3 separate regions of the Homo sapiens genome follow, and regions 1 and 3 are each linked to region 2. The links are chromatin loops, found by intact Hi-C in ENCODE. Cell type or tissue: ascending aorta. All regions are shown on one strand. Each heading gives the region's core, and the rest is flanking DNA. Links, peaks and the distances in the headings are about the cores only. Region 1 holds the start of LOC105369623 (a long non-coding RNA gene). Region 2 overlaps VWF (von Willebrand factor). Region 3 overlaps LOC124902866 (a long non-coding RNA gene).

Evidence for each region. Peaks named below come from ENCODE experiments on the same cell type or tissue, not always from the same donor. Only the 100,000 strongest peaks of a DNase experiment are listed, where the experiment ranks them.
Region 1: it touches region 2 in a loop (1.9-fold over the local background); 7 of 110 quality-filtered maps call a loop at or near these places.
Region 3: it touches region 2 in a loop (1.9-fold over the local background); 5 of 110 quality-filtered maps call a loop at or near these places.

Annotation. Positions count from the first base shown.
Region 1 is chr12:6,176,477-6,187,072 of GRCh38, reverse strand. It overlaps LOC105369623 (a long non-coding RNA gene), which reads left to right and starts at 6,042. Exons shown (of 3, transcript XR_931588.3): 1 at 6,042-6,474. RefSeq lists enhancers at 3,737-3,916, 6,375-6,945. In ascending aorta, for the core only: no CTCF peak of the experiment used is centred there; DNase peaks (open chromatin) are centred at 3,082, 3,561, 4,632 and 6,652; H3K4me3 peaks cover 583 bases; H3K27ac peaks cover 7,202 bases.
Region 2 is chr12:6,089,541-6,097,540 of GRCh38, reverse strand. It overlaps VWF (von Willebrand factor), which reads left to right. Exons shown (of 52, transcript NM_000552.5): 6 at 1,957-2,081. It also overlaps the pseudogene RN7SL69P. Among named protein-coding and RNA genes, the nearest start is that of VWF, 31 kb to the left of the region's middle. RefSeq lists enhancers at 3,107-3,702, 3,703-4,299. In ascending aorta, for the core only: a CTCF peak has its summit at 4,157 (motif pointing left); DNase peaks (open chromatin) are centred at 3,507 and 4,230; H3K27ac peaks cover 1,807 bases.
Region 3 is chr12:6,144,435-6,153,851 of GRCh38, reverse strand. It overlaps LOC124902866 (a long non-coding RNA gene), which reads left to right. Exons shown (of 2, transcript XR_007063189.1): 2 at 3,767-4,100. Among named protein-coding and RNA genes, the nearest start is that of VWF, 24 kb to the right of the region's middle. In ascending aorta, for the core only: no CTCF peak of the experiment used is centred there; a DNase peak (open chromatin) is centred at 3,821; H3K27ac peaks cover 927 bases.

The sequences.
Region 1 (10,596 bases), core at 1,179-9,178, 88 kb before region 2:
TTGGACATAGAGTCTCGCTGTCGCCCAGGCTGGAGTGCACAGTGACACGATCTTGGCTCACTGCAACCTCTGCCTCCCAGGTTCAAGTGATTGTCCTGCCTCAGCCTCCTGAGTAGCTGGGATTACAGGCACCTGCCACCAGGCCTAGCTAGTTTTTGTATTTTTAGTAGAGACCGGTTTCACCATGTTCGTCAGGTTGGTCTCGAACTCCTGACCTCAGGCAATCTGCCCGCCTCAGCCTCCCAAAGTGCTGGGATTACAGGTGTGAGCCAATGCGCCCGCCCTGTATTTTGCATTTTTTTAAATTCTCTGGACTCACTGGGCTCATTTCCTATTTCTCTGTTTTTGACCCTGTCATTCTCTTTCTCTACAATAACTTTCTTGTTTCCAGCAAACTCCTATTCATCCTGCAGAACTCCTCTCTTAAATTAGGGATAATGTTGGGAACTTGGTAGGATTGGGGTTTTGGGATCTGGCTGTTAACAATATTAATTGACACTCCCTTTTCCATACCCAGGATCTCATTTGATGCTGCTTCGGTTTTTATTGTGCCCTTCTTTATGCAAATACAAGCAAACACTAATAGATGTTATTCGCCATTCCACCTCTCCCAGCCGTGGTTACTAGAGGGAATGTGTTTAGAGGTGGCTCTCACAGGACTGTGCAGGTGGCTGGTGGCAGAGCTAGAGTAGGACTTGGACCTCCCGACTTCCAGTTTAGCCAACCCCTCCCCCGTCCTGCACATTCTGCGCATCTCCATTTTTCCCGGTTGTCCAATCTGGGCACGCTTTGGTTTAACACCTGGGTCTAGGAGTGTGATATGGCTCTGATGGAGGGATGGTGGGTTTCCTGTGGCTCTCCCACCCTACCCACATAGAGTGACTGCAGCACTCTTGACTTTGGGGACTTTCCTCAGGGCTAAATTGTATCGCTGGCATTCCCACCACTTCCCCACCCACCTCCAAGCAGGCCAGGAAGCCAGAATGTCAGAGCCTAGACTCCCCAAGTCTGTTCACCACGTGTAGCTTTGGTGGGGCCTTCTGCCTCCCATCCGCTCCAGCCCAGAGCTCCACTGAGGCTTCCCCTCACCCACCACTTTTTGGGACCCCTTGGGAGCCTTATCTCCATGAAGCATTAGATTTTTATTTTAAATTTCATTTAAAAATAGATCATTTGTTTATATAACTGAAAAATAAAGATACAAGAGAGGGAAACGTGTTTCTCCTGGAAACTGTTAATCTGTAACAGAGATTTAGGAGTTCTGTCCACCAAGGGCAACGTGTGGGCCTGATTCTTGAATCCTGATGCAGACAGACCAGTTATTAAAAAAAAGGTTTTGTAGGCAGTTAGGGAAATTTAAATATGGACTAAGGACTAGATGATGTTAAGGAAATATTGTTAACTTTCTTACGTGTGATGATGGCATTGTGGTTATGTGTTTTTTGTTTTTGTTTTTTTTTCTCTCTGAGACGGAGTCTCGCTCTGTCGCCCAGGCTGGAGTGCAGTGGCGCGATCTCGGCACACTGCAAGCTCCGCCTCCCGGGTTCACGCCATTCTCCTGCCTCAGCCTCCCCAGTAGCTGGGACTACAGGCGCCCGCCACTACGCCCAGCTAATTTTTTTGTATTTTTAGTAGAGACAGGGTTTCACCGTGTTAGCCAGGATGGTCTCGATCTCCTGACCTCGTGATCCGCCCGCCTCGGCCCCCCAAAGTGCTGGGATTACAGGCATGAGCCACTGCGCCCGGCCATGGTTATGTTTCTGAGAAAACCGTATCTCTTAGAGATACACGCTGCAGTTTTTATGGGTAGAATGATATGATGTCTGGGATTTGCTTTAAATTGTTCAGTCCCCTTCCCAAAAAGTGGAGAGATAAAATGCAATAAGAATGCAAAATCGTTGATGCTGAGCGATGAGTATATGGGATTCATTATACTGTTCTCTCTACTTTTGCGTGTGTTTGAACACTTGCATAACGACAGCAAAAATCTCCATCCAGTCTTGTCCCCATCAGGCTAGCTCTTCCCCAATACTGGTTCCTTAATGTATCCTTCATTATGCAAATACTAGTATATATTGTTATTCTCCCCATTTAAGAATTTTTTAACACCAGAAGAAGCACCTTGCTACTGATTCGGCACCTTGCTCTTTTCTCTCTCTCTCTCTTTTTTTTTTTTTTTTTAGTAGAGTTTTGTTTGTTTGTTTTTAGTAGAGACGGGGTTTCACTGTGTTAACCAGGATGGTCTCGATCTCCTGACCTTGTGATCCACCCGCCTTGGCCTCCCAAAGTGCTGGGATTACAGGCGTGAGCCACCACACCCAGCCAATTTTTTTGTATTTTTAGTAGAGATGGGGTTTTGCCATGTTGGCCAGGCTGGTCTTGAACTCCTGACCTCAGGTGATCCGCCCGCCTCAGCCTTCCAAAGTGCTGAGATTACAGGTGTGAGCCACCGCGCCTGGCCTCTTTTCTCTCCTTTTTATATGGCTGGCAGGATAATGGCCCCCACAAAGGTGACCACACCTTAATCCCTGCCAGGTGTGCATGTTACCTTACTTGGCAAAAAGAACTTTGCAGATGTGATTAAGGACTTTGAGATGGGGAGAGTATCCTGAATTATCCAAGTGGGCTCAATCTAATCCTATGGATCCTTAAAGTCAGATAATCTTTCCTGGCTGTGGTCAGAGGGAACTGGGACAAAGGGTTAGAGAGACATGACAATGGTGGCTTTGCAGACAGAGGAGGGGCCAGGAGCCAAGGAATGCAGGCAGCCTCTAGAAGCTGGGAAAGGCAAGGAAAGGGATTCTCCCCTGCAGCCTCCAGAGGGGAACACAGCCCTGCCCACACTGAGATTTTAGCCCAGTGAGACCCACATGTCAGACTGCTGACCTCCAGAAGTGTGCAATAAATATGTGTTAAACTTGTGATAATATGCTATAGCAACAATAGAAAACAACGGCATGATATCTCGGAGAGATTTCCGTATCAGTGCAGAAATTGAAGCAGCATCAGTTCCTTATGGTTCTACACGGGGTCTGGAGTCCAACAGATCTGGGCTTGAGTCCAGGCTCTGCCACACACTAGTTATATAATTCTGGGCAAGTTACATCACCTCTCTGAGCCTGCCTCCTCATCTGTAAAAGGGGAATACTAAGAGCTCCTGCTTCATAGTGTTGTTCTAGGATTAAATCATACAGTGCATACAAAACACTTAGCCTGGCACATAGAGAATGCTCACGAAAGAACAGCTGGTAATATGAGTTACATAACTGTGATGATTACAACAAGGAGTGTTCCCTGAGTTCTCCTGGCCTCACTGTCCTCTCTTCTGACTCCTTGCAGACTGAGAACGCAGCACATAAATGAGCCCTTGGTTTCTGCGGTACACACCCTCTCTCGTCTTGTGTGCTTGGTTCCGTCTGTGTGCAGCCCTGTCTCCTAGACTGTGGTCAGCAGGACCCTGTTTCCAATGTCCTGGGGCTGGTCATTAGGATTGCACACCGCCCGAGGGGTTGCTCTATTAACAGACGGCTTCTGGGAGTGGCTGGACATCACTGTGCCCTCACTCTTTCCAAAGTTGAGGTTCCCTGCTTCCCACGCTAAAGGCACGTCATGGGTCCAGTGGACCCTGGCATCCTCCCACACAGCATTGATTCAGAGTGGTGGTGACCTTCAGAGTCCCTCCCAATGTCCCCAACAGCCAGCTTTTGCATGAGCTTACCCCTCCTGAGGCAGGCCACTCCACTCTTGTGCAGTCTGGTTATTGGAAAGTTTCCCTCCCTTCCCATAACCTTTGTCCATGTCCTGCCCTCTGAAGCCACATGGGATGAGTCTGCCACCCCTTCCTAGTAGCAGCCCTTTGGCCTTCCAGAGGAGACTTGCAGGGGCCTGTCCCAGCCCTGCCTCTTTGTGGCTGGGTGGCCCCAGGGTTACAAGAGTTTTTGGTTTGTTGGTTGGTTTGTTTTTGAGACAGAGTTTCACTCTTATTGACCAGGCTGGAGTGCAGTGGCGCAATCTCGGCTCACTGCAACCTCTGCCTTCCGGTTTCAAGCGATTCTCCTGCCTCAGCCTCCTGAGTAGCTGGGATTACAGGTGCCCACCATCACGTCCGGCTAATTTTTGTATTTTTAGTAGAGACAGGGTTTCATCATGTTGGCCAGGTTGGTCTTCAACTCCTGGCCTTGTGATCTGCCTGCCTTGGCCTCCCAAAGTGCTGGGATTACAGGCGTGATCCACCGCGCCCGGCCCATGAGTCTTTTTTGAACGCTGTTTTCACAATCTGCAAAAAGGGAAGGAAAACGCCTACCTGTCTGGATCATCATGGGAGCCCGGAGAAGGCATCCTGCACTTGTGAATGCCCCACACATGTTGCTTCCCTTCTCTCTGCTCCAGGCCACGCCCTCTGGATCCCTTAACTGCTCCTTATAGGGGAGGTTTGGAGGCTGCCCCAATGCTCTGTGCTGTTTCAGATATGCAGGAGGACCCACATCTGGCCTCACGAGATGGGCAGCCCGTGACCGCCTGGAGGCTTTTTCTGCTGCGAGTTGGGATGGCCTTCGCCCTCAGTCCTTCCCCCGCCCATCCTGGGGCCTCCCACCCAGGCCTGGCCTTCCCTCCTACTGTTCTGGTCACACTGCGCCTGGTTCAGCTGAAACCACACTCTTCCCACCACGCAAACCCCACAGATGCTAGCGCTCTTGCTGGGCACAGAAATACTGTGTTATTTTTAGTTCTGGACCTGGTCCAGCACACGGCACCCCTCCCTACGTAAACATGCCTGGATCTGCAAGTTGTTTTCCCAAATCCTTAGAGCCGCGAGAGCGCACTCACTCACGACAATTGCATGAGCTCTGCTCACATTTCTCCCCGCAGCCACCCTGTTGCCTCTGTGACTCGTGTGCCAGCCTGTACACACGTGTTTCTGCCACACTCTCTGAAGGGTCTCCCCAACTCCTCCTCCATCCCCTGTCCCCATCCCCTGTCCCTTCCTCCAGCGGAGGAACTGTCCCAGGAAAACCAAGCTGCGGGGAAGCTGGCAGAAGGAAGACATTATCTGCTTCTTGGCCTGTGAGGCCAGCTGGGGAAGATGTGTTTCTGCACCTCACAACACACACCCTGCCAGGCCAGCCTGCCTTCTGAGGCAAAAGCCGTTAACCTCTCTCAATTTAAACTTAAGATGAACAAGCAAACAAGCGACTCCTTCTGGGACAAAGAGTCTTCAACCAACCCAGACAGAAAACCAGGTTTCTCGACTGGGACCTGCTGGCTTCCCCATGCCCTGCAAAGCACCTCTGTCTCTCCAGGCCAGCTGGGTTCACGCGTCTTCCGCGTGAATTCACTGTCAAGATGGCTCCTTCCTGGGACTGCCCCACTTCTAATCCTGGACTAGACGTTCCTTGAGGGCATGGGATGTTTTGCTTTTATTCCCTCTTTTACCCCCAGTTTCTTGGGGGTAAAACCCAAACTCATTAAAGCCTAAAACCCAGTGTCTCCACCATATAGTGCACCTGCCACTGCCATTTCCCAACACACACACACACACACACACACACACACACACAGACACACAGACACATATATAGATACACACACACGTACAGACACACACACATAGAGACACATAGACACATCATACAGACACATGCACATACAGACACATACACATATAGATACACACACACACACATATAGGTACACACATACAGACACACACCCAGGAACATAGACACACACACAGACACACACACATAAAGACACACAGACATCATACAGACACATACACATACAGACACACACATACACACATAGATACACACAGACACACACATAAAGACACACAGACATCATACAGACACATACACATACAGACACACACATATAGATACACAGACACACACACATAAAGACACACAGACATCATACAGACACATACTCATACAGACACACACATATAGATACACACACACACACACACACACACACACACACACACACAGACCCTGGACTCGTGGGTGTTTCTTGGAAAGGATGGGGGCACTCCCGCTCTCGCCTGAGCCCTTGCTGCTTCCTCAGCCTGGATCCTCTCCCCCAGGATCCACATGGCTGGTTCTGTCCAATCCTTTGGGCCTCTGCTCCCAGGCACCCTTGTCAGAGGTGGCTCACGCAGCCCAGCCCACCGGGGCCTTCCCTATCCCCTCCCCTGCTGCTGTGCCTCCTTGGCCCTCATCGCCATCTGACAGTGTGCACTCGACTGTTGTGGCCTTTCGTCTGCCTCCTTCACTTGAATGGGAGCCTCCTGGGGCAGGGGCTGCTCCTTTTGCTGCTGTTGCATCTCCAGGCCTGCAGCCAGGCCTGCCCCGCAGTGGGTGTCAACACGCTCTGTGGAACGAGGGACGGAATGAGGGACGTGAGTGATCTGTGTGGATGGAGGAGTGACTTGCAATGGAAGCCTGCCAGCCAAGACAGCTGGGCCCCTGGGTAAGTGGGCACGGTCAGGGGAGGGTGGGGCATACGTGGCTGCCCATCAGCCAGGCAGGACACACCGAGTGGTGCCGGGAGGGCTGGTGTGCGGGGGCTCCCCAGGAGGCTGTGCCAGGCCCGGCCAGAGGTGAGGGTCCCTGGCTCATCGGCCTGAATTCCTGCCCTTCCTTTTCCTGTCCAGTGAGTCAGCCGGGCTGGGGAAGCACGCCAGGGAAGTGGCTCCTGTAGGGAGTACAGAGGGGTTAAGGGTCAACAAAACAAGAACTTGCTCATCACCCCTCCCATGCTGCCTGTCAGGGTGGCTTTTTCTGTTCCTCCCATCTCTGTCTCGGTCACGGCACACCTGTTGTGTTGTGTCCCCCCAGATTCCTATGTTGAGGTCCTCATCCCCGGTGCCTCAGAATGTGAACTTAGTTGGTGATAGGGTTGCTGCAGAGGGAATTAGTTAAATTAAAATGAGGTTGGACTAGAGGAGAGTGGGCCCCTAGCCCTCTATGATTGGGATCCTTTATAAAATAGTGCCATGTGAACATGGATGAAAACGGAAGGCATTGTGCTCAGTGAAATAAGCCAGTCACATCAGGACAAACTGTGTGATTCCATGAAGGAGCTGCCTAGAATAGTGAAATTCATAAACAGATGGTAGAATAGATGTGAGCAGGGGCTGGGAAATGGGGTATGGAGAGTCAGTGTTGAATGGATGTGGAGTTTCCGTTTGGGATGATGAGAAAGTTCTGGAGATGGAACGTGACACAACATTGTGGATACACTCAAGGCCACTGAACTACTTAAAAATGGTAACTTTTAACACACACGTGAATGCCATGTGTAGAGGGACACATACAAAGGGAAGCTGATTGAAGACAGGGAGAATGCCATCCACAAGCCAGGAATGCCAAAGACTGCAGCAAACCCCTAGATGCCAGCGGAGAGGCATGGGACGGACCCCCTCACAGTGCTCAGAAGGAGCCTGGAGGCTTCTGGCTTCCAGAGCTGTGAGACAGTACATTTCTGCTGTGTAAGCCCCCTAGTCTGTGGCATTCTGTTACTGCAGCCCCAGAAAATGAATACAATGCATCTCTGTGGCTCATTGGTGCCTCCTCTCCAGGCCCTCTGGTTTCTGGAATGCAGGGAAGAGTGGGGAGGGGCTGGCCTGTGACGCCTCTTTCTGCTTTTGCCTTTTTCCCTTCGTTTGTTCTTGGTTGCTCCTTCCCTCCATGGCCTCCTTTTCCTTCTGTCTTCCCTATAGCCTCGTCACACTTGTTATTACTTGCTCAATGTGTCTCTCCTGCTGGACTGGAAGTCCGGGAAGCCAGTCCTGGGCCCTTGGGAGCACTCAATACCTACGGGTAAATGAATGGATGGGGAAGGAAGGAGGAGGGAAGGAGTGGCTGGCCCTGGGGCCTGCTCAGAGACGTTTTGACAAATTGCCTGTTCTTGGAATAGCCAGGGGCAGTTGCAGCCTCTGACCAGCCTCTGACCAGGATGAGCAGTGTGGCGTCTCCTGGATGAGACGGCTCCCACTGCAGAAAGTCTGGCTGGGGCTGCTTCAGGCAACCCTGGTTCTGTGGGGTCAGGGCAGGCATTCTGGGGGATAAAGCCTTTTCCTCAGGTCCCCTGAGTCAAACCTGGTACCGTCCAGCAATAGAAAGGCCAAGGAGAAAGGTTCCCTTGTTGTATAAGGCAGAGCCTGGAACTGGATGGGGAGAGGAGAGTATGGAGTGAATATGGGGCACACATTCCTCTTTCTCTTTATTCCTGCCCCATGACGCTTCTCCATTGTGAGAGTGGGGGAAAAAAGGAATGGGAAACAAAGACACAAAAGTCTTCTCTTTTATTCATTGGTTGATTCAATAAATATTTATGGGCTGACTATGTGTCTAGTACCATTAGGCCGAGGATGGAGAGATGAATAGACCCAGTCTCAGACCTCAGGGAGCTTGCGGTACGGACAGGGAGACAGACAAGTGAACAGCCTTAGAACAAGGCCATGGCTGCTCCGATGAGGCCTGTGTAGACGGCTGTGGGAACAGAGGAGATACTCTAAGTGCAGAACTTGGTGAAGGCTGAATGAAGGAGATGCCATCAGAAAAAAGCCTTGAAGGGTGAATAGGAGGTTGACATGTGAAGAAGGGGAGAGGGTGGAATAGGGAAGGTGTGATACAAGCAGAGGGAATAGGGTCTGGCAAGGTGGGAAGTTGTGAGAGGGCTATGCAGGTCTGGGGGTAACTGTCACTTGGGCATGGGGATGGTGGGAGGCCACTAGCAGGAACCAAGGTCGTAGGGAGAGAGTGTGTCGGCTCATGCGTGCCTGGTATGCCATGCCGGAGAACCTGGGCTTGCTCCTGAGAGCATGGGGAGTGAATAGTGGCCTTAAGTGGGTGTGCTGGCTATTTAGTTTGCCCTGTCTCCCCTAGCCCCTCCATTCTCTATCCTCCTCTGACATCTCTACAGACTGCTCCAGCCAGGCTCCTTTGCCCACTGGTTGGCGGGCAGGAAGAGAAAGAGACAGGGATGTCTGTCTCCCACTGCCTTGTCCCATTTCTGACGGCAGCTGCCTTCCTCTGCGACCACAGCTCCTGTCGGGCTCCCCCTCCCCTGGCTCCAGGTGGCATTGACTCTGGTGATAGATACCAGGCAGGCGTAGGTGGTAAAGGCTTCAGCTGTGGCTGGTCCTTGGGTGCTTCACCACTTCTACCCCCATCACTGTAAATCATCCCTGATTTAAGCTCTCTTTAGAAAACCCCTTTGGGTGTTTCACTTCTCTCTGGAATCCTGCTTGATGCAGTAGGAGTATGGCTTAGTCAGCATTTGGTGGGGAAAATCATCCTGGTGATGGTGGAGACTGGAGCTGGGGAGAGATGGAGGCAGCAATGCTAGCAAAGACACTGTTAAAAGTGCAGGTCAGGGCTGGGCACGGTGGCTCACACCTGTAACCCCAGCACTTTGGGAGGCCGAGGCAGGCGGATCCTGAGGTCAGGAGTTCAAGACCAGCCTGGCCAACATAGTGAAACCTTGTCTCTACTGAAAATACAAAAAAAAACAAAGTGCGGGTCAGGGCTGGTGGGCCGTCATCGAGGCAGTGGCAGTCGGGCTGGAGAGCAGGGTCAGAGCTGGGAGGAGTTCTGAATTAGAGCTGTAGAGCTCTGGTGATTTATTGGGTAGATGGGGGAGTGAGCGGTAGGGGAAGATGAATCCCTTCGATCGTAAAAGACCGATGGTATCGGTCCACAATTGCTACATAACTAACCATAAAATCTGATATTTCCAATTCAAACTCAAGACTATGAAGTTCTTACTTAACCTCTTCTATCTCACACCTGTGTCCCCTTTGTCTCATGTCAAGAATTTCAGTCTTAAGTACCCTAAGGATGATAGAACATACGCAGGCCTTTGCTTTATCCCGCAGTACATACTCGGCAGTTCCGGAATGACAATACCAGCATTATCTTCAATGATATGATCATTGAAAACACTTACAATTTTCCCCATGTCTTCTCTTCCTTGAGATAGAATGCACTAGGGATGTACAGTTGAATTTTGTACTTTCAAGTCACTTGGAGTACTGCTTCTCTAGTCACCAAGAAGATTACAGTTAAGTTTATTTGTTTTATTTTTAATTTCAGAGCTTGCTTTTTATTATTTTACTTTTTTTTTTTTTAGACAAAGTCTTGCTCAATTCCTCAGGTTGCAGTAGAATGGCATGAACAGGACTCACTGCAGCCTCGACATCCTGGGCTCAAGTGATCCTCCTGCCTCAGCTTCCTGTGTAGCTGGTACCACAGGTGAGTGCCACCACATCTGGCTAATTTTTTTTTTTGAGATGGAGTCTCGCTCTGTCGCCCGGGCTGGAGTGCAGTGGCGTGATCTTGGCTCACTGCAAGCTCCGCCTCCTGGGTTCACGCCATTCTCCTGTCTCAGCCTCCCTAGTAGCTGGGACTACAGGCGCCCACCACCACGCCTGGCTATTTTTTGTTGTTGTTGTTGTATTTTTAGTAGAAACGGGGTTTCACCGTGTTAGCCAGGATGGTCTTGATCTCCTGACCTCGTGATCCACCCGCCTCGGCCTCCCAAAGTGCTGGGATTACAGGCATGAGCCACCGCGCCCGGCCACACCTG
Region 2 (8,000 bases), core at 1-8,000:
CTGCCTCTGTCTTCACATTGCTTTCTCCTGTGTGTGTGTCTTTGCCCGTCTCCCTCTGCCCATGTCTTTTTTTGTTTTGTTTTGTTTTGTTTTGTCTTTTGTTTTGGGATGGAGTCATGCTCTGTCACCAGGCTGGAGTGCAGTGGTGCATTCTCGGCTCACTGTAGTCTTCGCCTTCCAGGTTCAAGCAATTCTCCTGCCTCAGCCTCCCGAGTAACTGGGATTACAGGCACGTGCCACCATGCCTGGCTAATTTTTTTGTATTTTTAGTAGAGACGGGGTTTCACCATCTTGGCCAGGATGGTCTTGATCTCCTGACCTCGTGATCCACCCTCCTTGGCCTCCCAAAGTGCTGGATTACAGGTGTCAGCCACCGTGCCCGGCCTCTACCCATCTCTTATAAGGATACAGGTGATTGCATTTAGGCTTACCCAAGTAATCCAAGAGAAACTCTTCCTCTCAAGATCCCTAACTCAAGCACATCTTTTGCCATATGAGATAATATTTACATGCTCCAGGGATTAGGAAGTGAATATATCTTTGGTGTGGGGGGGATCTTTTTCTGCCTATCAAACCCCCACATACCAACTGACTATATTCCAAGGTCTCATTTATATTTTCCTTCCCTGGGGACAGTTTATTTACTATTTGCAAATGCATTACTTGACCTTGAGACCTACTTCTCTCTTCCAGGCCTGGCTATGCAGAAAACTGCTCATCCCAATACTGCAAAGGTAGTAGTCTCATACTGCCTTTGTAATACAGATTACGCAATTACTTTGCACTAGGCCATGTAGGTCCACGAGGCCCTCACAGTCTATTGTGAGTAGCTGACAGTAGCATGAGCACTATAAGTACTAAAGCACAGATGCTGTGAGAGCCTGGAGTATGCAGTGACTTGGGGACTGGGCTTAGGTTCCATGTCATATTCTTACCTTCATTCTGCAAAAATATTTTGAGCATTCGTAATCCACTGTATAAGAATTTAGAGATAAGAGACACAGCCCATACCCTTAAGTAAGGAGCTCACAGTTGAATGGGAGATGAATATGAGCAAAAAGAATACAAACCAAAGGTGATGAGTGTTTTGGTAGAGGGATGCCCAGGTGCCATGGGGCACAGGGAAGGTGACACCCATACAGGCTGGGGTGCGAAATGGGAGTAGAGCTGTTCAGAAAGGACCATTCACTCACCAGGACCACACCTGGAGGCAGTGGTTCTTGAGCTGCATCTTGAAGAAGGAATGGAGATAGTTAAGGCAATAAGGGGGAGGAGAACATTCCACATGGAGGGAGAAAGGCACATGAAGGCATGGAGAAGTGACAGGGAAAGGGCATTTCCTCATCATCTTTCACCTCATCTCCCTCATCGTAATTGTAACCGTCCATCCATCCATCCATCCATCCATCCATCCATCCATCCATCCATCCATCTATCCATCCATCCTTCTTCAGTCTCCAAGCGTCTGCTGAGCTCTGATGCCCATGCCCTGTGGTGTTAGGTTGAGCACTGTATGCATGCTTATTGTTTAATTTAATACAAGTTTGATTCAGGTAAAAACAGACCTAGAGCCTGGTGTGGTGGCCCACACCTGCATTCCCAGCTACTGGGGAGGCTGATGGGGGAGGATTGCTTGAGCCCAGGTGTTCTGGGCTGCAGAGCACTATGCATCAATATGGGGGCCTCCTGGGGAGTGGGGGACAACTGGGTTGCCTGAGGAGGGGTGAACCAGCCAAGCCAGAGATGGGTCAAGTCAAAACTCCTGTGCTGCTCAGTAGTGGGATTGCACTTGTGAATAGCCGCTGCACTCCAGCCTGGGAAACATAGCCAGACCCTGTCTCTTTATAAAAAATTAAAACAAAACACACAAAACCACCAGCAGACCTAGAATTTTCACCCAGAAGTTCTGGGACAGGCATAACTGAAGCATTACTTTCCTGAAACTTTCCTCCACAGGGACCTTGACCTCGGACCCTTATGACTTTGCCAACTCATGGGCTCTGAGCAGTGGAGAACAGTGGTGTGAACGGGCATCTCCTCCCAGCAGCTCATGCAACATCTCCTCTGGGGAAATGCAGAAGGTGGGTGTGGACTGGCCTGGGTGCACCTGGATGGTGTGTGATTTCTGGATCTAAAAGACAGAAGGACTCAGTCTCATATCCTTCCATCTGGGGGAGGAATGGACTTACGCAGGGCCATTTCCTCCAAAACTAACTGTGGCTAGAGTCTAATTCTAATACATCTCGAGCCTGAAGCTCTAAAAATGAGTCTGGGCTAATGACTTGGTGTAGTGTCTCAGTCCATTTGTGCTGCTATAACAAATGCCTGAGACTGGGTAATTTTAAGGAACATAAATTATCTTTTATAGTTCTGGAGGCTAGGCAGCCCAAAATCAAGGTACCAGCATTCAGTGTCTTGCAAGGACCTTCTTGCTGTGACCTGAAGCCGGGTCCTGTGGCTCATTCCTGTAATCCCAGCACTTTGGGAGGCCAAGGTGGGTGGATCACGAGATCAGGAGATCGAAACCATCTGGGCGCCTGTAGTCCCAGCTACTCGGGAGACTGAGGCAGGAGAATGACGTGAACCCAGGAGGCGGAGCTTAGCACTCCAGCCTGGGCGACAGAGTGAGACTCTGTCTCAAAAAAAAAAAAAAAAAAAAAATTAGCTGGGCATGGTGGCATGTGCCTATAATCCCAGCTACTCAGGAGGCTGAGGCAGGAGAATTGCTTGAACCTGGGAGGTGGAGGTTTCAGTGAACTGAGATCGTGCCACTGCACTCCATCCTGGGTGACAGAGCCAGACTCTGTCTCAATTAAAAAAAAAGAAAAAAAGTACACTGAAGTGCTCTCATCTGCCTCTTTTATCAGAGCACTAATCCATTCACGAAGGCAGAGCCCTCAGGACTTCATCACTTCCTAAAAGGCGCCACCTTTTAATAGCGTCACTTTGGGGTTTAGGTTCCAACACATGGATTTTGGAGGACGTAGACAGTTGAACCATAGCAATAAGTAACTATGCTTTTCTGTTTTAGACTCCAGTGCCCTCTTTTGTCCCCAAATATCTCCATCATCACCTGCTAGGTGTCTGAAATTTTACCGATAGAAAAAAGCCACTTCTTTCTTAAGTGGCTGTTGTAAACTAGAAATAGGAGGGAAAGCCTCCTCTTATACCAGCTCAGCTGGAAGGAAAACTACTTTATAGTTGCAGACACTGAAGGGAGTCTGAGTGAGAGGCTGTGCCTGAAGTGACATAGCTTGGATGTCAGGATGGCTTCCTGAAGCTGCTGTAACAAATTATCTCATACTCAATGGCTTAAAACAGTAGGCATTTATTTTCTCCCAGTTCTGGAGGCTGGAGGTCCAAATTTAGTTTCCCTGGGCTGAGATCAAGGTGTTGGCTGGCTTTGCTCCTTCCAGAGGCTCTAGGTCCTTGCTTCCGTCATTTTTGGGTGGCAGCGGCATTCCCTGTCTTTGGGCTCATGACTTCAATTTCTGCCTCTGTGGTCACATGGCCTTCTCCTCTCCTGTGTGTGCTAATGCCTGCCAACCCTGACAAGGCTGGGAGGACTGCCCCACCCCTTCCACAGAGCCCTGTTGCCACTTACAAGGTAGCCTTGTAGCAGCTCTGTCTGCATCAGAGTTGCCATTCATGATCTCACTCACCAGGACCTCACACTGGAGAGAAGGGGAGGTGGGGAGGGGTGGCCAGACCACACTCTGCCTTCACCTGCCACAGGTAAAGATGGTCTTTGTGCCTCTCTGTGTGTGGGTGTTTGGGGCAAGAATGCTTTATGTGGGGCAAGACCTCACTCAATGGGTAATTCCCTCCCCACTGTGGAACAGGCTGACTTGGGCTGAGGAGGTAGGTGCAGCTGTGAAGCTGGACTCCTGTGGGGAACAGGGGTTGTTGCCCTTTTGGGATTGTGCTCAGAGACTCATCATCTGAGGAGCAAGGTTCCTTGGTGGTGCTGTGAGTCAGCCTCCCTGGGCGGGACGTTTGTATGCAGGAGGTTTACTGGGGAGCTCTCGAGCAGCCTTGGTTAGGAAGTGAGAGAAGCAGAGTTGGGCAGTGGGAGAAGTTGAACTGCTTGTGATAGCACTGATAGAGCTTCAGCGGGGCCTCAGCTGATCCTTCAAGGAGCTCTGGAAGGTGGAGTGGCCCCTGTTGGTCACTGGATGTGGGCTGCCCTGGGTAAGGAGGTGGAACTCCCTTGGGCTGAGGGCCATTCCTGAGGAATGACTCAGTGGTGAGCCCTTGGCAGCCAACACTGGACAGCTGGTGGATGAGTCCTCGGGCTCTGAATGGGCACCTACGCTGTGCCCCGACACCTACGCTGTGCCCCGACACCCTCTACAAAGCTGCTCTGCTTGACAGCACCACCTTCCTGCCCTTATCCAGAGAGCAACCACACTGTCAAAAATGTCAACTGAAGAATCACAAGGTTCATAAACTTAGAGAGGAGAGCTTTTCTTATTCAGAGTTGTGGCCTGCAGGCTGGCCATCCTGCAGGCTGGGAAGTGTAGCCTCTGGTAGAAACTGAAAGCAGGCACTTCAAGGGAGAAAGGGGTGGAATAGAAACTTATTCCAAAAGGGTTGGCTCAGTGTACATATTTAACAGGTTATGGGAGGAGCTATGAATATTCATAATGGGAGGAGGCATTTGCATATACAGTAAGCAAACATACATGTTACATATGTCCCACATTCATTTTGGGATGGAGACTTAACATTTAAATGCATTAAAATTAGCCTCTATAGGTCAAAAGGTGAAATGGAGGACACAGAGGCATCTTGTGCACAGCCTCTGTAAATCAGCCAGAACCATTCCGTGGTTGGTGGTCTCTTACCAGGAAGGAATGCTGGTCAGCACACACACACACACACACACACACACACACACACACACACACACACACACACACTCTCACTCACTCACTAACTAGCTGGGCATGGTGGCATGCACGCACGCACACACACTAGCTGGGCATGGTGGCACACGCGCGTGCACACACACACACACAGACAAACACATACTAGCTGGGCATGGTGGTGCACCAGTAATCCCAGCTAATGGGAGGGCTGAGGTGGGAAGATGGCTTGAACCTGGGAGGCAGAAGCTGCAGTGAGTTGAGATTGCATCACTACACTCCAGCCTGGGTGAAAATGTGAGACCCTGTCTCAAAAGAAAAAAAAAAACCCGCAAAAAGGGAAGGGAGTCCCTGCTGGGCCAGTTCTGTTTAACTCTTAGGAAAGAAAGTCTAATGGTGGTTAGCGAGGGAGAGGGTATAAGGAGGGGTGTTCAACCTCCCATCCTATCATGGCCAGGAACTCAGTTTTAATATTTCTCTGGGGTCCCTTTGGCCAAGGGGGAGTCCGTTTAGTCGGTAGGGGGGCTTAGGATTTTATTTTTTTCTGAAAACCTACAAACATGCACAAAGAGGGTGGCCCCTGCCTATACCCAGGACCATGGTCATGATGGACGCGACAGGCCACAGTTGCCTTTGTCTGGGCATGGGCCACTCTGCAGAGCGTGAGTGCATGCTGCAGTCACCCGAGTGCGCAGCCCATCAGCAGAGCAGTAGGGCAGGTGCTCTGTGATTTTGTTCATCCCATGAGAAAACAAGCCATAGGAGGTTAAGTAGCTGCCCCAAGTCGCCAGCTAGCAAGGTGCAGAGCCAGGACTCATGCCCTGCCTGGCTCCCTCCCTTTCCTGTTCGGGTCACATTGGTTCAGGCTACTCAAGTTATTTCTACCAGTGGGCCCTTGTGTTTCTCTTGGGGAGTTGGGCTTTGCAGGTTCTTAAGGTTTCTTTAAGTTCTAAAACCCTTTATTAGCCTGGTGCGGTGGCTCATACCTGTAGACCCAGCTGCTCAGGAGGCTGAGTCAGGAGGATCACTTGAGCCCAGGAGGTAGAGGCTGCAGTGAGCTACAATTGCACCACTGCACTCCAGCCTGGGCAACAGAGTGAGACCCTGTCTATAAAACAAAACCAAAACCAAAACTCTTTCATTATGTGTTTCTGTGGATTGGGCTATAGAGACAGTATATAATAGGTCTTAATAAATATTGGATGGGTGGATGAATGGAAATTGGTGGTGTAATTTATCTAGGGATTGTGACCTCCACAATAATCCAGACTCCTTTACTTGTAGAAATCTGATTTATCTAAGTAAGTACATAAGTAGAGAAACCCAGCCCTCTCCTATTCCAGAAACAAAATAAAACACACCCACATCTCCCTCCTCCCACCCACCCCCCATCACGGTAACACGAGGAAGCTTCGTTTTAGCTGGTTATTAATTCAGTGAGTCTTCATCTTCATGGAACAATTTGACCTCTGACCAAGGAGAATGTCAGACCCAGAAAAATATTCTGAGTTGATGCTAAATCCAGCTGCCTAAATTGTGAACAGACAATCTCCACCTTATAAACAAGTACATTCCAAAAGACTTTTTCCCTTGGACTTTGGTGGTGCTAGGTCCTCTGGTTAGTCCATCAAAGTCTGCATCACCTGGATCCTAGCCCAGTACCGGCACTAACAAAGGCGGACTGAGTTCTAGCACGTGAGGGGAGGGTGCTGTCTTGTGGAAGGGAGGAGTTTCCTCTTCTTTGCAGTCAAAGTTCTAAATGCCTGAACCATACCCTTGATAGCCCCTTGAGTGTCTCTCACCCTGGGCCTCGGCGTGAGCGTGGTGCTAAGGGTGTGGGTTTGAGTCAGCTCACTTACTGGCTTTGTGAATCTGGGCAAGACAAGTGCCTTTGCAGAGCCTCAGTTTCCACATTTGTAAAGCAGAAATAGTACCTGCTGGGTCACTGAAAAGGTAAGAGAGGGATAATATGTATAGAGTTTAGCCCAGTGGGGCTCAACTGTTAAGAGCCATGATGATGATGAGGAGGAGGAGGAGGACGAGAAGGAGGAGGAGGAGGAGGAGGAGGAGTTGTTGTTAGCTGGCTCCCCATATTCTCCCACTGTCCCGTGTTTTCCGCTGGAGTGCCCCTGCCTTGAGAATGGGAGCCGGCAGAAGCAGGACAAGCACACGCCGGGCTTTAAGCACAAGTTTCAACACGCATTCTTTTTCTCCTTCCCCCTCGCAACTATAACCCATTCCTTTTGGGTAGCCGAGCACAGCTTGAGGTTAGAAGGAAAACAAGGTGCCCAGATATCTCCACACCTCCAAGTGGGTAAGTGACAGGAACCAGCCTTCCTTCTAGAGCGGTTTGTGAACCCAGATGGATTTCAAATTGAGTGCACTCGAGGTATTGTGTAAGAGAGGACAGATTTTCGGCCGGGCACGGTGGCTCACGCCTGTAATCCCAGCACTTTGGGAGGCTGAGGTGGGTGGATCACGAGGTCAGGAGATTGAGACCATCCTGGCTAACATGGTGAAACCCCGTCTCTACTAAAAATACAAAAAATTAGCCAGGTGTGGTGGCAGGTGCCTGTAGTCCCAGCTACTCGGGAGGCTGAGGCAGGAGAATGGCATGAACCTGGGAGGCAGAGCTTGCAGTGAGCCGAGATTGCACTACTGCACTCCAGCCTGGGTGACACAGCGAGACTCCATCTCAAACAAAAAAAAAGAAAAAAGAGGACAGATTTTCATAATTTCTTTCTTTTTTTCCCAAACATACAGTTGTGCTGTTGGCAGGTGGGTCACCCTCGGCTGCCCTTCAGTGTTCTCCAGGCAGATGAAGGGGAGGTGGTGGGTGCTTCAGTGGGTGAGGTGGGGTCAGGGTGGCTGTGGAGGTACCTCTAATACTGAAACATGGCTTCAAAGATTTATTATTTTTGGTCTCATTTTATTTTGCAAACATAGCCCAGTGCAGAGTAAGTACTTGACAAATGTTCCCTACCCTCGGAATACAAAGGAATGATCTCATTTATCCATACTGAGTGGGAGGTAAAGACAGGATTCTCAAGTGGAGAACCTGATCCTGAGGTCGGGTTGAGGAGGGAGACTGGGAGGTTTGTCTCCTGGAGACAAAGGGGAGGGAGAATGCAA
Region 3 (9,417 bases), core at 132-8,131, 56 kb before region 2:
TTGGGTAAGTCCTGCCATCTCACTGTTTTCCTTGAAGAGTAAATTGACTATTTCTGGCCCATTGCATTTTGGCCTGTTGCATATATCAGAATCAACTTGTAATTTTGATTGGCATTGTATTGAGTCTATATCTCAGTTTGGACAGTGCTGACATTGTTGTGATATTGAGTCTAAATATCCATGGTATAACTCTCATATTAGTTAGGTTTTAATTAATGCCTTCTAATAAATATTGTATTTTTTCTTATGTATCCTGAGCATCTTTTTTTTTAGATCTGTTATTATGTAACTTATAGTTTTGTTGTGTGTTACATGAGTTTTTTTTACAATTTTTTACAATTATATTTCTGTTGCTGGTATATAGAAATGTAGTGGATTTTCAAATATTCATCTTATATCTGATGTTGCCAAAATGTCTACTGATTTCCAATATTTTATGTGTAGATTCTTTTGGGACAATGATATTGTATGTCATTAATGAGAGTTGTTTAGTTCTGGTCTTTTTTTTTTTTTTGAGACGGAGTCTCTGGAGTGCAGTGGTGTGATCTCGGCTCACTGCAAGCTCTGCCTCCTGGGTTCACAGCATTCTCCTGCCTCAGCCTCCTGAGTAGCTGGGGCTACAGGCGCCTGCCACCACGCCCAGCTAATTTTTTTTGTATTTTTAGTAGAGACAGGGTTTCACCGTGTTAGCCAGGATGGTCTTGATCTCCTGCCCTCATGATCCGCCCGCCTCAGCCTCCCAAAGTGCTGGGATTATAGGCATGAGCCACCGCGCCCGGCCCTAGTTCTGATCTTTATGATTTTCATTTATTTTTCTTCTCTTGTTTCATTGCCCAGAATTTCCAATGTAGCTTGAATGGAAGTGGCAAGAGTTGGCATCTTTGTCTTTTTTTTTATTTTTAAGGGAACTGATCTTCTATTTCTTACATTTCCTTATTAGAATGATGAGTCACACGTTTTGTTAATTAGGTTAATTTTTTTTTTTAATTCCTAGTTTACTAAGAGTTTTTATGATGAATAAGTAAATCTGGCAAATGCTTTTTCTGCAGCTATGGAGATGCCTATATTTTTACCCCTTAATTTGTTAATGTAGTATATGATTATGATACAATTTTAAATGTGAAAACCACCCTAAATTTCTGGAATAAATAAAACTTGGTCATAACGCACTCTCTTTTTTAATAAAACGGTTGGATTCACTTGCGAGTATTTTGTTTAGGACTTTTGCACCTATGTTCATGAGTAAGTTTTGCCAGGGATTTTCTTTTTCTTATACTGCTCATGTCTGGTTTTGGAGTCAAAATTGTATTGGAGACATCATCTGAATTAAAGCTAATTTTCTTTGTGGCAGAGTCCACTGATGGTTCTCTAATGGTTATTCTGGCCTTCTAACTTTTAACAACAAAACCCCAGTTTTTAGCTGGATACAAAACTGAAGATTATATTTCCCAGCCTCCCTCATAGGTAGATATGGCCATGTGATTAAGTTTTGACCAGTATCCCTTCATCAGCACCATCGTCAGTCAATTCTTTGTAGTTTTGAGTCCTGAGATTTACGATTCCAGCTTTGAGAAATAGGTCTTTGAGGGCATTTGTTTCTAATAGTGATTAATTTCATTAAAACTAAAAACATAGGCAGGGCGGGGTGGCTCACGCCTGTAATCCCAGCACTTTGGATTGCTGAGGAGGGCAGATCACGAGGTCAGGAGTTCGAGACCAGCATGGCCAACATGGTGAAACCCCATCTTTACTAAAGAAAAAAAATTAGCTGGACATGGTGGCGGGCACCTGTAATCCCAGCTACTTGGGAGGCTGAGGCAGGAGAATTCCTTGAACCTGGGAGGTGGAGATTGTAGTGAGCTGAGATTGCACCATATCGCTCCAGCCTGGGCCACGGGACGAGACTCCATCTCAAACAAACAAACAAAACTAAAAACATGATCTAGTAACTAGATTTCTTGATTTTTTAATACATCAGGGTAAAACAGAAATACCTTCATTGCTTCTTGACCTATATTTGAAGCTTCTGTAGATACCTTCACATAGTAGGAAGTCTAGCAGTTCTCAAGGCCCTACACCAGCCATTATATGCATGAAAGAAGATCAACTGTGAAAAATTTTTGGCTTTTAAAAATGTATTTACCAGGCGTGGTGGCTCACGTCTGTAATCCCAGCACTTTAGGAGGCTGAGGTGGGTGGATCATGAGGTCAGGATATCAAGATCATCCTGGCTAACACGGTGAAACCCCATCTCTACTAAAAATACAAAAAATTAGCCGGGCGTGGTGGCGAGCGCCTGTAGTCCCAGCTACTCGGGAGGCTGAGGCAGGAGAATGGTGTGAACCCGGGAGGCGGAGCTTGCAGTGAGCCAAGATCACGCCACTGCACTCCAGCCTGGGCGACAGAGCGAAACTCCGTCTCAAAAAAAAAATGTTTTTAAAGGTTTCTTCAATTATCAGAAAGTTTGCACCTATGTATTAGTTCATAATAGGAACTAATATGACTTTCATATTAAACTGATAATATTCTGCATTTTATATGCATTATAGCAGAATAGACTGAATTTTACATTTTTCATGATGATTTCTTCTTTGACCATGAATTGGAAATATATTTAGAAGTTTCTAGCCATATGGGAATAAAACATAATTATATTTTGTTATTTGCTTCTAATTAAATGTATTATGCAGGGAAACACATTGATACTGATTCTTTGAAATCTGTTGAGAATTGCTTTGTGGTTTAGTACTTAGGCAGTTTTTTTTTGTTTATTTTTGTTTTGTTTTGTTTTGTTTTAGACAGTCTCACTCTGTCGCCCAGGATGGAGTGCAGTGGCGTGATCTCGGCTCACTGCAAGCTCCACCTCCTGGGTTCATGCCATTCTCCTGCCTCAGCCTTCTGAGTAGCTGGGACTACAGTCGCCTGTCACCATGCCCGGCTAATTTTTTTGTATTTTTAGTAGAGACGGGGTTTCACCGCGTTAGCCAGGATGGTCTCGATCTCCTGACCTCGTGATCCACCTGCCTTGGCCTCCCAAAGTGCTGGGATTAGAGGCGTGAGCCACCGCGCCCGGCCTGGTCAGTTTTTATATATGTTCCAAATGTGTCATCCCTAATTGCTGGGTAGAGAATTCTATCTATGCCCAATAAATCAAGCTGATTAATTGTATTGTGCAAATTTTCTGTCTTTTCTAATTTTTTGTCTCTTTGATCTAACAGTAACGGAGAGAGGTGTGTTGACATCTCCCACTATGATGGCAAATATGGCAACTTCTCCCTGGGTTCTTTTAATTTTTATAATTTATATATTTTAAACCTATTTTATTAAGCTTATTTTTTAGTTTTATAATCATATCTTCTTATTTTACTAGGTTTATAATAATCTTAGTAGATTGTATTTTTTGTCATTATTTAATGTCATTCTCTAGCCATAATAATGCTTTATTTCCCCAAAGTCTATTTTGTCCCATATTACTAACAACTACTCCAGCTTTGCTTCAAACACTTTCATGTCCTTATATTTTAGGTATGTCGTTTATAAACGTCATGGAATTATGTGGTATCCACCTTTCAAGATAGCCCTCCAGTGAATCTTATTTCACCAGTCCCACCCTTGTGTAGTCTGATGTTGAGTAGGGCTGACTTGTATAACCAATAGGATATTGTGGAAATAAGACTCCTGAGGCCAGATCATAAAAAAACCTTGTATCTTTCATTTTTCTCTCTCTTGGACTCTTGCTCTGGGAAAATCTGGTCACCCAGTGCAGCAGGGAATCCAGGCCTCCTGCCAGCTACAGCACCAGCTGGGCAGCACCGTGCATGAGCCGTCTTGGAAGTGGATCTTCCAGTCCCAGTCGTGCTGGCGCCTTTGGCTGACTGGGCCTTAGCCAACCTCTGCGGGATCCTGAAGCCGAACCACTGAGGAAGCCAACCAATTGCAGAGGAATATTCTTCAGCTTCTACAAAGAATCCGGCCTCTTATTTTTCTTGAAACTTACAGCTGTCTTGGTGTGTCTTATTTTTTTCCCCTCTTGATAGAGAAGTGCTACAAAGAAATGTTTTTGTACTTCAATAAAAAGACGAAGTAAGTAAAAAGATAAATGACAACTGGTTTGGACCTCATGTTGGAGATGTGATAGGGTGTAGAAGGGACTGGAAACTGGAGAGAACATGCCCATCCCAAGAGAGAAGACCCGCCTTTCCAACAACTTCCAGTCTTCCAAGTGAAGCTGGAAATCCACATTTAAAAACACAGATAAGAATTACACACACACGACTGGATGCGGTGGCTCACGCCTGTAATCCCAGCACTTTGGGAGGCCGAAGTGGGCGGATCACGAGGTCAGGAGATCTAGACCATCCTGGCTAACACGGTGAAACCCCGTCTCCCCTAAACAAAATACAAAAAATTAGCCGGGCATGGTGGCGGGCGCCTGTAGTCGTAGCTACTTGGGAGGCTGAGGCAGGAGAATGGCAGGAACCCAGAAGGCGGAGCTTGCAGTGAGCCGAGATCTCGCCACTACACTCCAGCCTGGGCGACAGTGTGAGACTCCGTCTCAAAAAAAAAAAAAAAAAAAAAAAAATTACAAACCACACACACCCTGGCTACTTTGGGTAAAAGAGTGCCAGAGAGGGTCAGTCACTTTCTCAAGATGGAGGAGGAAGCAGATAGAGCCTCAGACCTCCAGGACTCTATCTGAGACTTTTTTTTTTCTTTTTTCTTTTTTGAGATGGAGTCTTGCTCTGCCGCGCAGGCTAGAGTGCAATGGCGCAATCTCCACTCACTGCAACCTCCGCCTCCTGGGTTCAAGCAGTTCTTCTGCCTCAGCCTCCTGAGTAGCTGGGATTACAGACGCCAGCCACCACGCCCAGCTAATTTTCGTATTTTTAGTAGAGACAGGGTTTCACCATGTTGGCCGGGCTGGTCTCAAACTTCTGACCTCAGGTGATCGCGCGCCTCGGCCTCCCCACGTGCTGGGATTACAGGCATGAGCCACTGCGCCCAGCCCAAGACTTCTGTCATTTCCAAGATTTGTGATAAAATATATACGCTATTAGTTCAAGTCAAGAGTGTGATTATGTCTCACTGTTTGCTTGCTACAGGTCAGTATCTTAAACACTTTGGCTTTCTTCTTTGAGCAAGAGGTTCCATCCTTGGTGAATGGCTTGAAGGTGCTTGAAGGTGGCAGCTTGCTCAAGGCCCACAGTGGGGGATGCATTACATTTTCTGTGCAAATTATAGCAGGTAATTCAGTTTCACAGAGAGAAGCCAAAAATTTAGAACAACAGAAAACTTTGTCCTGTAGTATTTGAGGAAGAGGAATAAGATAAGTGTATTTTCCTTAAATCAACTCACCATCTGTAGTATGAAAGTCCATTTTAAATAGTTAATGATACTTATGTTTCAGGAAGGCACAGAGACAAGGAGAAAGTTCTCACGGCGTGTGAATGTGTGAGTAAAAGCCTCCTGTGAGAGGATGTGGCCTGGTTCACAAGAGAAATTTTCTGTGTCTCAAAGTAGAAGCCTGGAACTGTGGACTAATGAAATTATAGGCAGGGATTGCTTGGTCCAGCTCACATCATCCCAAGGCCTTTCCCCACCAATCAAGTCTGAACTAAAAGGATTTTGCTTGTATCTTAGAGTAAATCAGGAAGAGCTCAGCCAGAGACCCTGGGGTCCTTCAGTTTTGCAAGATGCAAATTGGGAGAATCCTAGAAGAGGTGTCCTTCCCTAAAGTCCTTTCCAACTGTGAGACCTGATGCCTTCACTTTGGGATTTGGGAGCTGAACCATAAGGAAGACTGAACAGGATCAGGAATAGGCAGTGGGAGCAGAGAGCACTGGGCCAGGAGTTGGAGGGCAAGGAGTAAGCATAGGCTGTTTGACTCCCTCGCTGCGTGGCCTCTGGCAAGTCACTTTGTTACAGGACTCCACCATTTACCCAAAGGTAGCCGTTGGGTCAGGGTTTCTGTACTATAGTGCCTTCTGTGTTCGCCAGAAATATGTTACAGGAAAGGGGGTCCCGATCCAGACCCCAAGAGAGGGTTCTTGGATCTCGAGCAAGGAAGAATTCAGGGTGAGTCCGCAGTGCAAAGGCAAAGCAAGTTTATTAAGGAAGTAAAGTGGTGAAAGAACATCCACTCCATAGACACAGTAGGACGTTCCCGAAAGTAAGAGGAGGAACGCATCCAACCTACGTACAATGCTTGTATATATGGGGAGATGTGCTCTGCTACAAGGTTTGTGATAAAGGATTAATTTTCTTAATTACTATATTTTGCAGGAATTGATATTATTATCTTTAAAGCAAAATTAGGAATACCTTTGTTCAGCTGGGCACAGTGGCTCACGCCTGTAATCCCAGCACTTTAGGAGGTTGAGGTGGGTGGATCATGAGGTCAGGAGTTCAATACCAGCCTGGCCAACATGGCGAAACCCTGTCTCTACTAAAAATACAAAAATTAGCCGGGTGTGGTGGTGGGCGCCTGTAATCCCAGCTACTTGGAAGGCTGGGGCAGGGAATTGCTTGAATCTGGGAGGCAGAGTTTGCAGTGAGCCGACATCGTGCCACTGCACTCCTGCCTGGTCAACAGAGTAAGACTCCGTCTCAAAAAAAAAAAAAAAAAAGGAATACCTTTGTACCAGGTTATCTGGACACTCCCAAGTCTGGGCCTGTTCAGTAAACACGATTAATTTGTTCCCTTAACTGTAAACATGCAGAGGCTAATAATGCCTAACTTTCTGAGAATGCAGCCCAGCAAGTCTCAGCCTCATTTTCCTAGTCCTCACTCAAAATGGAGTCATTCTGGTTCGAATGCCTCTGACAACTTTGCTGAGCATTCACTTCTTCATGTGCAAATTGGGAACAATACTGCCTGCTCTTGCTAACTCATGGTGGTAGCGTAAGGCTCTAATGAAGTCTGGTCTGGGAAATTGCCCTGAAAACCAAAATGCATCGCAGAAAGGAGTAACGTTTCATCTGACCCCTTCCTACCTCTCCAGCCCTGTCGTCCACCATGCTTCCCCTGATCTGTGTTGCAGCCACAGACTGTCTTTCAGTGTCTTGGTAGGTAGCCTCCTCCTGCAGCTGGGCCTTTGCACGTGCTATTCCCATGGCCTGAAGTGTGCCCACCAACCTTTGCCTGGCTTTACTCCTACTCATCCCATAGAACTCAGTTCAGTTGTACCTCTTCAGGGAGGACTTCTCTGCCCACACCCCCCGGCCCTCTCAGTTTGGGTGGGAATCTATTACTTGTATGCCTCCCTGGCACCACGTGTCTTACTCTCATCACTGTTTGTAGTTATAATTTGTTTGGATTAATGTCGGTCCTGTCAACAGATCATAAGCTCCATGAGGGCAGAGAATGGTGTGTTTTTTCACTCACCTTCATATCCCAAGAGCCTAGCCCAGATACCAAATAAATACTAGCGGTTGTAGAGTAGGTCCGGGAAATCTAGGTAGCAGGGATTCTGAATTTAGGTTTCTGGATGAGGGTGCTGGGAATGAGACACCCAGCAAGAGAAGTCTCCTCTCTGAATTAGCCTGGTGTTTGCACCTTTTTTCCCCTCCCTTTAGGCAAAGCTGTGCTACACTATGTAATGTCATGCTGGTGTCTGTCTGTCTGTATGTATTTATTTGAGAGTGAGTCTCTTTCTGTTGCCCAGGCTGGAGTGCGGTGGCGTGACCTCGCTTCACCGCAACTTCTGCCTCCCGGGTTCCAGCAATTCTCCTGCCTCAGCCTCCTGAGTAGCTGGGATTATAGGCATCTCCACCATGCCCGGCTAATTTTGTATTTTTAGTAGAGACGAGGTTTCTCCATGATGGTCAGGCTGGTCTCGAACTCCTGACCTCAGGTGATCTGCCTGCCTCAGCCTCCCAAAGTGTTGGGATTAGAGGCATGAGCCGCTGCACCTGGCCAGAAAAAAATCTTTAATCCTGCAGCTGAGGAGTGGAGATGGGAGCCCAGTCTCAAACCCATCTCCCTGACCTACAAAAAGTAAGGGTTTATGTAGCAGGGAAGAAATGTAACAATGCCTACGAAAACAGGAACTAGGGAGGGGCAAGGAAACAATCATGATGAATGAGGGGTCTGGGCATTTCCTTGTCTGGATGTGGTGATCTGGTGAGTTTCAGTTCTTTGATACTTTTTTTTAGAGGCCTGAAGGTCTTTTCCTGAGGAGGGAACTCAGATAAAACAAATTAAGTTTTTCAAGCTTTAAGACTAGAAAAAAGGCCGGGCGTGGTGGCTTTAAGACTAGAAAAAAGGCCGGGCGCGGTGGCTCACGCCTGTAATCCCAGCACTTTGGGAGGCCGAGGCAGGAGGATCACGAGGTCAGGGATCGAGACCACCCTGGCAAAGACGGTGAAACCCCATCTCTACTAAAAATACAAACAATTACCCGGGCGTGGTGGCAGGCGCCTGTAATCCCAGCTACTCGGGAGGCTGAGGCAGGAGAATGGCGTGAACCCGGGAGGCGGAGCTTGCAGTGAGCTGAGATCGCGCCTCTGCCCTCCAGCCTGGGCGACAGAGCGAGACTCCGTCTCAAAAAAAGAAAAAAAAAAAAAAAAAAAGACTAGAAAACAAAGACTAGAAAAGTCAATTTCGATGCTTATCCAAAAAAAAAAAAAAAACCTATCTATGGGATGATTGGGTCGGTTTCATTATAAACACAACCACACTCCTCTCATAGTCCCTCAGCCTCTCCCCTGTCCCTAGCCCTAATCTGTTCTCCATTTCTGTAATTTATATAAATGAAATTATACAGGATATAACCTTTGGGGATTGGCTGTTTTTCACTCAGCATAATTCCCTGGAGATTCATCCACGTTGCGTGTATCAGTAATTTGTTCTCTTTTTTTTTTTTTGAGACGGAGTCTCCGTCTGTCGCCCAGGCTGGAGTGCAGTGACGCGATCTCGGCTCACTGCAAGCTCCGCCTCCCGGGTTCACGCCATTCTCCTGCCTCAGCCTCCCGAGTAGCTGGGACTACAGGCGCCCGCCACCACGCCCAGCTAATTTTTTATAGTTTTAGTAGAGACGGGGTTTCACCGTGTTAGCCAGAATGGTCTGGATTTCCTGACCTCGTGACCCGCCCGCCTCGGCCTCCCAAAGTGCTGGGATTACAAGCATGAGCCACCGCGCCCAGCCTCTTCCAGTTTTTGTCATTGCAAATAAAGCTTCTGTGAACATTTGGCCGGGCGCGGTGGCTCACGCCTGTAATCCCAACACTTTGAGAGGCCGAGGCGGGCGGATCACGAGGCTAGGAGATCGAGACCATCCTGGCTAACACGGTGAAAACCCGTGTCTACTAAAAATACAAAAAATTAGCCGGGCATGGTGGTGGCGGGTGCCTGTAGTCCCAGCTACGCAGGAGGCTGAGGCAGGAGAATGGCATGAACCGAGATCGCGCCACTGCACT